3 separate regions of the Homo sapiens genome follow, and all the other regions are linked to region 1. The links are chromatin contacts, found by Hi-C or POLR2A ChIA-PET in ENCODE. All regions are on one chromosome and are shown on one strand. Each heading gives the region's core, a stretch centred on a gene start or an enhancer-like site at or near the end of the contact. The rest is flanking DNA. Distances are from core to core; before and after follow the strand shown. Region 1 overlaps SPTBN1 (spectrin beta, non-erythrocytic 1). Region 2 holds the start of CHAC2 (ChaC glutathione specific gamma-glutamylcyclotransferase 2). Region 3 has its middle 24 kb from the start of PSME4.

The links. Hi-C counts contacts between places; a loop is a spot of excess contacts on that map. ChIA-PET counts read pairs that join two places held with the same protein, here RNA polymerase II (POLR2A). Pooled maps may share reads with other maps.
Region 2: a pooled map shows a loop between it and region 1 (4-fold over the local background). The contact joins the promoter of CHAC2 here to the enhancer-like site in region 1. A Hi-C loop is called at or near these places in 3 of 37 single-sample maps with no recorded cell type and 8 of 50 pooled maps. POLR2A ChIA-PET finds 5 or more read pairs at or near these places in 1 of 52 experiments (activated T-cell).
Region 3: a pooled map shows a loop between it and region 1 (6-fold over the local background). The contact joins two enhancer-like sites. A Hi-C loop is called at or near these places in 4 of 50 pooled maps. POLR2A ChIA-PET finds 5 or more read pairs at or near these places in 2 of 52 experiments (CD8-positive, alpha-beta memory T cell and activated naive CD8-positive, alpha-beta T cell).

The regions. Positions count from the first base shown.
Region 1 is chr2:54,573,204-54,576,194 of GRCh38, forward strand. All of the region lies in intron 2 of SPTBN1 (spectrin beta, non-erythrocytic 1), which reads left to right. Among named protein-coding and RNA genes, the nearest start is that of SPTBN1-AS1, 16 kb to the left of the region's middle. RefSeq lists silencers at 1,295-1,454, 1,525-1,584. Within about 2 kb of position 1,393, at least 22 of the 41 ENCODE cell types and tissues checked have a DNase peak (open chromatin) inside an H3K27ac peak, as active enhancers do.
Region 2 is chr2:53,766,318-53,769,308 of GRCh38, forward strand. CHAC2 (ChaC glutathione specific gamma-glutamylcyclotransferase 2) reads left to right here and starts at 1,487. Exons shown (of 3, transcript NM_001008708.4): 1 at 1,487-1,704. The coding sequence starts at 1,570. All of the region lies in intron 1 of ASB3 (ankyrin repeat and SOCS box containing 3), which reads right to left. The region is part of intron 1 of GPR75-ASB3 (GPR75-ASB3 readthrough); the gene reads right to left. RefSeq lists enhancers at 1,459-1,808, 1,829-2,018.
Region 3 is chr2:53,993,509-53,996,499 of GRCh38, forward strand. It overlaps a transcript of ACYP2 not described here. Among named protein-coding and RNA genes, the nearest start is that of PSME4, 24 kb to the left of the region's middle. Within about 2 kb of position 1,388, at least 5 of the 41 ENCODE cell types and tissues checked have a DNase peak (open chromatin) inside an H3K27ac peak, as active enhancers do.

The DNA.
Region 1 (2,991 bases), core at 143-2,642:
CACTTAGTAAAGCGGTCCCCAGCCTTTTTGGCACCAGGGACTGGTTTTGTAGAAGACAATTTTTCCACAGATAGGGTGGAGGAAATGGGGAGTTGGTTTCGTGATGAAACTCTTCCACCTCAGATCATCAGGCATTAGATTCTTATTAAGGAGTGGTAACCTAGATCCTTTGCATGCACAGTTCATGATAGGGTTTGGCTCCTGTGAGAATGCTGCTGCTGATCTGACAGGAGGCAGAGCTCAGGCAGTAATGCTTCCCATCCACCACTCACCTCCTGCTGTGTGGCCGGTTCCTAATAGGTCACGGGCCAGGACCAATACCGGTCTGTGACCTGGGGGTTGGGGACCCCTGACTCGGTGATTCAGCAGTTGATTTGGGATCCTCTGTCTTTGTTCCTCCTCCCTCAGCGGGAATTCACAGTGTAACTCATTTGCTAAGGTTTTCTGCGTTAGAAACAGAACTCCTTTTGGACTACTAGGAGACATGGTCATTAGAATAATTATGATTCTTAGTATGACTCAACCCCTTTTTAATATTCAGCCTTATGGAGGGCCTCTGCCTGCGGCTCTTTGCTCAGGCACTAGGGCCACAGGGGTGTAATTTCTATCTCTGCCCTCAGGAAGCTCACAAACAAGTCAAGAGACAGGAAAACGGATCCTGTTTTTCTAATGGGATTTGAATGGATGTATTTATGGGAGGGGGGTGCTTTGTACACCTGCAAAACAGAACACCAGCCCTCCCTTCTCCTCTGGGGTTGCTGTGAGAATCAGTTAGAATAATGTGCATGAACCCCGTATGGAAAATACAAACTCATAATTAAATCTAAGAAATTTTTGTGGGGGGACACAAATGTTGGGGTTGTCTTTGTTCTCAGGTCCCCTCAACTGGTCTAATGAAGGAAACAGACACCTTTCCAGTAACAATAGCCAACATTTATTGGACACTTATGTACCAGACTGTGCTATTTATGACATACATTATCTAATTTCACAATCAGAAGAATGCTAGAGATAGGGTCAGGCGTTATCTCTGTTTACAGATGAGGAAAGCAAGGCTTGGAGAGAATGCCATACAGTTATTAGTGTGGCGGAGCCGGCCTTTGCACCTGGCTGTTGACCACGCCCTAGCATTAAACCATTACCTCACACTGCTTCTCCGAGATAGTTATCTTCTTGGGATCATTTAGGTGTGGCAGGATCTGGAGGGAGCAGTTGGACCCAAGTCTCCTAGCAGCAGCCTACACGTTTCTTGAGTCTGTTTTGAAACAACTTCCTTAGCCCTAGCTGCGCAGAAAGCATCCTCCCCTCAGAGTGATGATTTTTATCATGTGGTTTCCTTCCTCCTGCCTTTGGAGGTCAGGTCTTCTCACCCAGGGTCAGAAAGCCCATCAGTTGCTGATAAGCTGCAGCACTTGAGTCACAGGGTGCAGGCCTGTGTTTAGAATGGGTCATGCTCATGTCAGGCACGTGGGGAATCAGTGATCCCATGAGAGCTCGATCAGTGCAGTCTGGTTTGGAATTGCAGGTCACACCCTTCCACCACTTTGCTCATGTGTCTACTGATGCCTGTGATGTAGTTAGTTAAACCACTGACTTCTTTCTCCTGCATCAAACATGACTTTTTGAAAAAGTGTGTGGGGGCTTTCCAGCATGAACCAGGCATAAACCAGGTACCTTCATGAACATATTATTTATCCCTTCAGTCACCCTGTGTGCTAGGTGGTATCATAACTGCTTTGTGGATTGAGGAACCTGAGGACCAGAAAGATGACTTGAGGTGGCAGCCTCATTTAGCCAGCAAGTAAGAAAATGGGTGATGGTGAACTTCTGCAGCAAGAGGGGGCCGTTTTCAACATTTCTGTGAATTCAAGGCGTGTGCTTCGTCTAAATAGGTGGAGACACGTAGGAAGGCATAGTGTATACATCCATCAGCACATGGGTAGATTTTGAGGTTTTTTTTGTTTTGTTTTAAATCCAGAGCGTTGTGTATTTGATCATTCTTGGAGATTCAGCCACATTCACAGGTGTTAAGTGTCACACCTAACCTAGCAATACAATACACAGCTGAAAGAAACCAGTCAGGTTTTCCCAATATCAATTTCTTTTTATTTTCTTTTCTGCAACTCCAGAGGATTCAATAATGTCAATTTCTGATAAAGCTTTTGCTATTGATGAGTAAATTCTTCCATTAAAAAGATAACAGTCTGCTAATTTGCTTATCATTGATGTTGCAAGAGCGTAACATTGGAGGGATGAGTAATGCATCTGCATATCTCGAAGGACAAAACTGACGTCCACCCACTTGTGGATACGGTATTTGGTAAAAGTAACTAAGGTAAAATTGCCTAAGGGCATTTAACTTGAGCCATAGCTTAAATTCAGGTGATATTGAGCGTTGACATATCAGGATTCTTTTGTACACAGAGACGTGGATGTAGACCCACTGGTAGCAATTGCAAAGGCTCTGGATTTTTAGCTGCTGGATGAAATACCTGCAGCTGAACATCTGTTATGATGCAATTAAGCAGTGACTCAGTGGCGTGAAGGCTCAGTTTCGATGTATCGGGAACTCCTTTGAATCTGTCCACAAACTTCTCAACCAAAAGGAGAGGAGAAATGTGTACAGACATTTGAGAGGCTGGGTCTCAACATGCCTCTGCCTAGGCAGTCATGGGAACCTGGTCTTTTCTCCTGAGACAGGAATTAACCTGTAGTACGAGAAACATGGTTGGATGAGTGGTTAAAGCAGGGCCCAGACTTTGGTACAGTTTAGGTTATGGTAGCAGGGATAGGGAGAGAGGTGGATGATGGTAATGGTCTGTGTTTTTTTCCTTTTGTCACTCAGATCCAGCTTTTTTTTTTTTTTTTTGAGAGACAGTCTGGCTGTGTCTCCCAGGCTGGAGTGCAATGGTGCGATCTCGGCTCACTGCAACCTCTGCCTCCTGGGTTCAAGCGTTTCTCCTGCCTCAGCCTCCCCAGTAGCTGGGATTA
Region 2 (2,991 bases), core at 237-2,736, 810 kb before region 1:
AGAGTCCAGTATAGCTCTCATGTGACTCTCTCGAAGACACAATTTCTTGTTAGTGACTCTATGAAGCAGTTTGGATATGGAATACTTATTTGATTACATAACTATTGTTAATTTTCTCAGATGTGATAATGGCATCACAGTTATTAGGAGAATGCCCTTATTCTTTTTTTTTAGGGAACTTGTTCTAGGATGAATGTCCTTATTCTTATGAGACACATGTAGAGTATGTGGCAGTAAAATGTCATAACACAAGCAACTTCAAATGTTCTCCATTTAAAAGTATAAATAAAGTAAAAAGGAAGTACAGCAACTGTGCAAAATGGTAATTACTGGATCTAGATGAAAGGTATTGGTCATTACACTCTTTTTATCTGAGTTTTCTGTGTATTCAAAATTTTTCAAAAAAGAAGGGTTAGCAACCATATCAGGCAATTTGAAACCACAACTTAGAGAAAATAGGAAAAGACTTGCTTTTTTTTTTGTTTGTTTGTCTGGTAGCAGCTTCCTGCTGATTTCTTTATAAGAAAACAAATAATACCCCTTGAATCTGAGTGTTTTAGCATTCAAGATCATGGTATAAAAATCTTCAAGAAAGAACAATCACTTGGTAAGGTTTCTGTTTTCACACACAGAGACACAGCCATGATAGTCCAAGCGAATTTCCTAAACAATATTTTGCAGCAAGAGCTCTAATGAGCAGATCTTCAAAAAATTTTAGGATCCTTGACCCCTTGGAGAAACTCATGAAAGCTGTAGTTTCCCCCTAGAAAAGTGTACACCCCAAATTTTGTATACAAATTCAGGTTCCCCAGCTCGTTTCCAAAGCCTTTACAGGGGCCCCAAGTTAAGAACATTTGCCTGCTCTTTTGTGAACAAGCCAATGATAATACTAAAGATGAATAAATTTGTGTAAAATTTAAATATATAAACAATTCCCATTGAAATGACAGCTACTCTTTCACAAGCGTAAACTTCTATTGTAAACTTTCTGCTTTTATTTGAAAGGCAAAAGACTTTTTTTTCAGGACATAAAATCAAATATGAATTACATTCCTCTGGCTGCTGTTATATAGGCAAAAATCTAATTTCCAAAGCAGAACAAAACGTGTTTCTAGGTGCTTTGCTACCTGCGGTGCTGGTACACCGCCTCCGTATCTGGACACGAGTGACGACTCCTGCTCTTTTCTCCTTCCTCGGCCCCGTTAGAAATAAGCCCAGTTCCAATTTCAGAGCCAAATAGCTCCAAAAAGCATTGTGGGTATTGTAGTTTTCTGCACACGGGCACTAAAGGTAGGTTAGGGTGATTTACGGATGCTGCAAAAGAATCCATTGCTTACTACACCGAAGGTCAATGCCTCTTGACACCCTAATCAAGGAAATAAAATAAAGCTGACTGAGATCCGCTCGGAAAATCTTTCTGGATCTAAACTCCCAGTGCGCTTTGCGCCCCAAGTGGCCATCGCGCCTGCGCCCCGCGCGGCCGGTTACTCGCTTACCGGAGGCTTCAGTCCCCGGCGGCGCGGCGACAGCTAGGGTTCACGGCCACTGGGGCAGAGGAGCCGCGAGAAGATGTGGGTTTTTGGTTACGGGTCCCTGATCTGGAAGGTGGATTTCCCCTATCAGGACAAGCTGGTCGGATACATCACCAACTACAGCAGGCGCTTCTGGCAGGGCAGCACGGACCACCGCGGGGTCCCCGGCAAGGTGAGGCGCCGGTCAGCTCCCCACACTTACTGCCCCCTGACCCCTGCTCCCCAACTCCACACACAGCACCCACACCCTAGAGAACCACACCTTAGCGCTTCATGGGGCCAAAGCACATGGCTTGGGGTAACATTTCTGTAGATTTTCCCTGCCACCTGCCCGCCATCTCTAACCCAGCCCGGGCACTCCTTCCGAAGCTGCTTAAGATGCCGGTGGTTAGTCTCTAGAGACGGCGAGAAGCGCGGGCACAGGCGCACGAGCTCGCACCAGGCTGAGTGCGGAGATGGGGACTCCATCTCTCTGCAACCTCTGCCAAAAGAAAAAAAGTCCCATTGGCGGGAAGATGAATGCTCATGTCACCACAGAGTTGAAATAGTAAATCAAGTTGCAAATTCAGCTTTTTAGCAATTAAATTTGTTGGCATTTCTGCATTCTAGCCGACTTTCATGAGCTTGCGATTAAACGTGCATGTTACTTCTAGGATTTCTTTACATCTTTCAAAAGTTTTATTTTCTGACACACAGGATTGCAGAATGAGTTTCCAAAATTTTCGCTGGTTATTAAGGAACTCACTTTGGTTTTCAGTACTAGTGAAGTTAAATGAAGTTCTGGTTATATGAATAACATAGTACCAAACTCATTACTATATCCAGCATTATTTTAATGTTACTTTCTTGATGGTTCTCATAATTATAATATGAAATGTAAGTTCATTGATTCACTTTTCAGTCAGTCCTACAAAGACATTAATCTCAATATATGTATAGAGAATTAGCAGCAGCTCACTGCTTATGCAAATCAGCTTTGTACTGGCTACAAAACAACTAATCCATAAAGAAAACTAAGATTGAGGTAACTAATAATTTGGAAATTGGTCAATGGAAAGTGGAAAAGATCAAGGCGCTAAAGTAGTTTGCACCTGCTCATAAGAGAGACATGGGATTAAAATCACGAAAAGAACCTGAATTAGAAACCATTCTATCTCAACTAGAGTTGGTCAGTTAAGAACTTGGCTTTTAAGTAGACTATACTGGCCTATTGGGATGTTGGACACAGTGACCTGAAAAGGGGCAATGGCTTAGGATAAATGCACATTTACAGATCAACAGAAATGTCATGGCCAAAGTATCTCCAAGAATGTTCTAGAACAATATTCAAGACATTAAAGAACTAAGCTAAATTAAATGGCTTCTGAGTTGTCAGTTTTGGCTGGGCCCGGTAGCTCACGCCTCTGATCCCAACACTTCGGAAGTTTGAGCCAGGAGGACTGCTTGAGGCCAGGAGTTT
Region 3 (2,991 bases), core at 138-2,637, 580 kb before region 1:
CCAACGTGGCGAAACCCCATCTCTACTAAAAATACAAAATTAGCTGGGTGTGGTGGTGGGCATCTGTAGTCTCAGCTCCTCGGGAGGCTGAGGCACAAGAATCGCTTGAACCTGGGAGGCAGAGGATGCAGTAAGCCAAGATCATGCCACTGCACTCCAGCCTGAGCGACAGAGTGAGGGAAAAAAAAGGATGAAAAAAAAAAAGATTTGGGAATCAAAAGATAAGCTATTTCTGGTAGTCTCTATTTTCCCGGAGAAGTAGGCAACACCCTCAGTTGGGAGTAGAGGGTTGTGGAAAAGACGTGGAAGTTCAGAGAAAAAAAGTAGAAAGTTGAGAATTTGTAAAGTAAGGAAGAAAATAATTTGGGAAAGAGGATGTATAATATAGGAAACTGGGCCAGGCACGGTGGTTCACGCCTGTAATCCCAGCGCTTTGGGAGGCCGAGGAGGGTGGATCACCAGGTCAAGAAGTTGAGACCATCCTGGCTAACACAGTGAAACCCCGTCTCTACTAAAAATCGTACAAAATATTAGCCAGGCGGCTGGGCGTAGTGGCTCACGCCTGTAATCCCAGCACTTTGGGAGTCCAAGGCGGGCGGATCCCGAGGTCAGGAGATCGAGACCATCCTGGCTAACACGGTGAAAACCCTTCTCTACTAAAAATACAAAAAATTAGCTGGGCGTGGTGGCAGGCGCCTGTAGCCCCAGCTACTCGGAAGGCTGAGGCAGGAGAATGGCCTGAACCCAGGAGGCGGAGCTTGCAGTGAGCAGAGATCGCGCCCCTGCACTCTAGCCTGGGTAACAGAGCAAGACTCCGTCTCAAAAAAAAAAAAAAAAAAAAAAACGAAAAAAAACAAAATATTAGCCAGGCATGGTGGCACGTGCCTGTAGTCCCAGCTACTCGGGAGGCTGAGGCAGGAGAATCACTTGAACCCAGGAGGTGGAGGTTGCAGAGAACCAAGATTGCACCACTGCCCTCCAGCCTGGGTGACAGAGTAAGACTCAGAAAAAAAAAAAAAAAAAAGAGGAAACTGGCAGGAAAGAGGTCATGCTGGGGTGGACTATGAGAGGCAATAATTCGAAATTATATCGTGGAAATGCTTCAACCTCTACCAAGACCTACTTCAAAAGGAAAATCTTGTGTTGAGTAGCAGTTAAAAATGGAATAAGATATCAGACCTTCAACCAAATAGTTCTTAATAGCTCAAAACTACTATAGGATAGCAATTTTATTCCCAAATTATTCTAGAACTGAATATCTGAAACTCAGTGACCAAAAGCCAGTCAACCAATCTTCCACAGCCTAATACACACACATAAAATATACCTCTGGCATTACATTATAACTTCCCCCATCAAACAAAACAGGAAGAGTGGTTATGTTGGGCTGATAGTGTAAGATGGTCTGTCATGTAGCGTTTCCGTTATATTCTGAATTTGAGTTGGTATACCATGTGACAGTTCTTTATATATATGTTTTCAACACCGCTATGACAAGAGTGTCTTTCTGTTTTTGCGTCAGTGTCTCATGAAAAGAAGACATAAAGAATATTCAAAAGAAATTTTAAGAATCTTTGTTATCTGAAGGTCGTATCTTTAGTGCATGTTCTGTCTCTCATAGTTGCTAAACTCTAGCTGCAGCTCTTCTCTCAGAGAACTGCTCTGTCCTGCCCATCTATCCCATTATGACTTTCAGTTGTGAGATGAAGATATCTGTTTGAGAAAAAAAATTGGTTCCTCTAAATAGAGAAATGTCCAAATAGCTACTTTAGTCTCTTCTTTAATCTCAAGTTACATCAGAGAAAAGATTTCAGCATGTATAAAACATCCATATCTACAGTGACCTTGGTGTTTTTCTCAATGCATAAATCATCACATTTCTTCATTTTCTAGTGCATGAAATAATTAAACTTAAAATATCTTCTTTAATTCTAGACACAATTAATTCAATGCTATTATTTTTTATTTATTTATTTATTTTTTATTTATTTATTTATTTATTTATTTATTTTTGAGACAGAGTCTCTTTCTGTTGCCCAGGCTGGAATGTAGTGGCATGATCTCAGCTCACTGCAACCTCCGCCTCCTGGGTTCCAGGGATTTCCAGCTAATTTTTTTATTTTTAGTAGAGACAAGGTTTCATCATGTTGGCCAGGCTGGTCTCAAACTCCTGACCTCAAGTGATCTGTCTGCCTCGGCCTCCCAAAGTGCTAAGATTACAGGTGTGAGCCAGCTCGCCTGGCCTCAATACTATTAATTTTTTACTTATGTAAATTTTGTAGGGTGTAACTTCCCACATATTTCCAAAGCGTTTTTATATTTAACACTAAAGACCCACAATGGGCTGGGCACGGTCGTTCACGCCTATAATCCCAGCACGTGGGGAGGCCGAGGCGGGCGGATCACCTGAAATCAGGAGTTTGACACCAGCCTGGCCAACGTGGTGAAACCCTGTGTCTACCAAAATTACAAAAAATTAGCTGGGCTTGGTGGTGGATGTCTGTAATCCCAGCTACATGGGAGGCTGAGGCAGGAGAATTGCTTGAACCTGGGAGGTGGAGATGGCAGTCAGCCTAGATTGTGCCACTGCACTCCAGCCCGGGCAACAAGAGCGAAACTCTGTCCCCACCACCCAAAAAAAAAAAGACTCACAATGTACAAACGGCTATTCTAGGCATAGTTGGTTCTAAGAGAATAAGATTCCTTGATAGATACATCCAGCTTTTCTATTTAGAGTTGTGTAGTTTTGGGTCCTTCAGGAAGCAGACACTGAAATAAAGTTGGAAGTGCAAGAAGTGTAGGGGGTGGAATGGTGATGGGGATGTACACCTATGAGAGATAAAAAAGGAGGATGGAGGATTGGGTAAAGAAAGCCTTCAGATCTGGATGCTGATCTGATATCTGTGAAAGGAAAGAGGGGAGTAAAGAGGATTGGGCCAGGAGAGCCTGAGACTTTGATATATATTGAGCAAAGTCTCAGCCTACTTAATG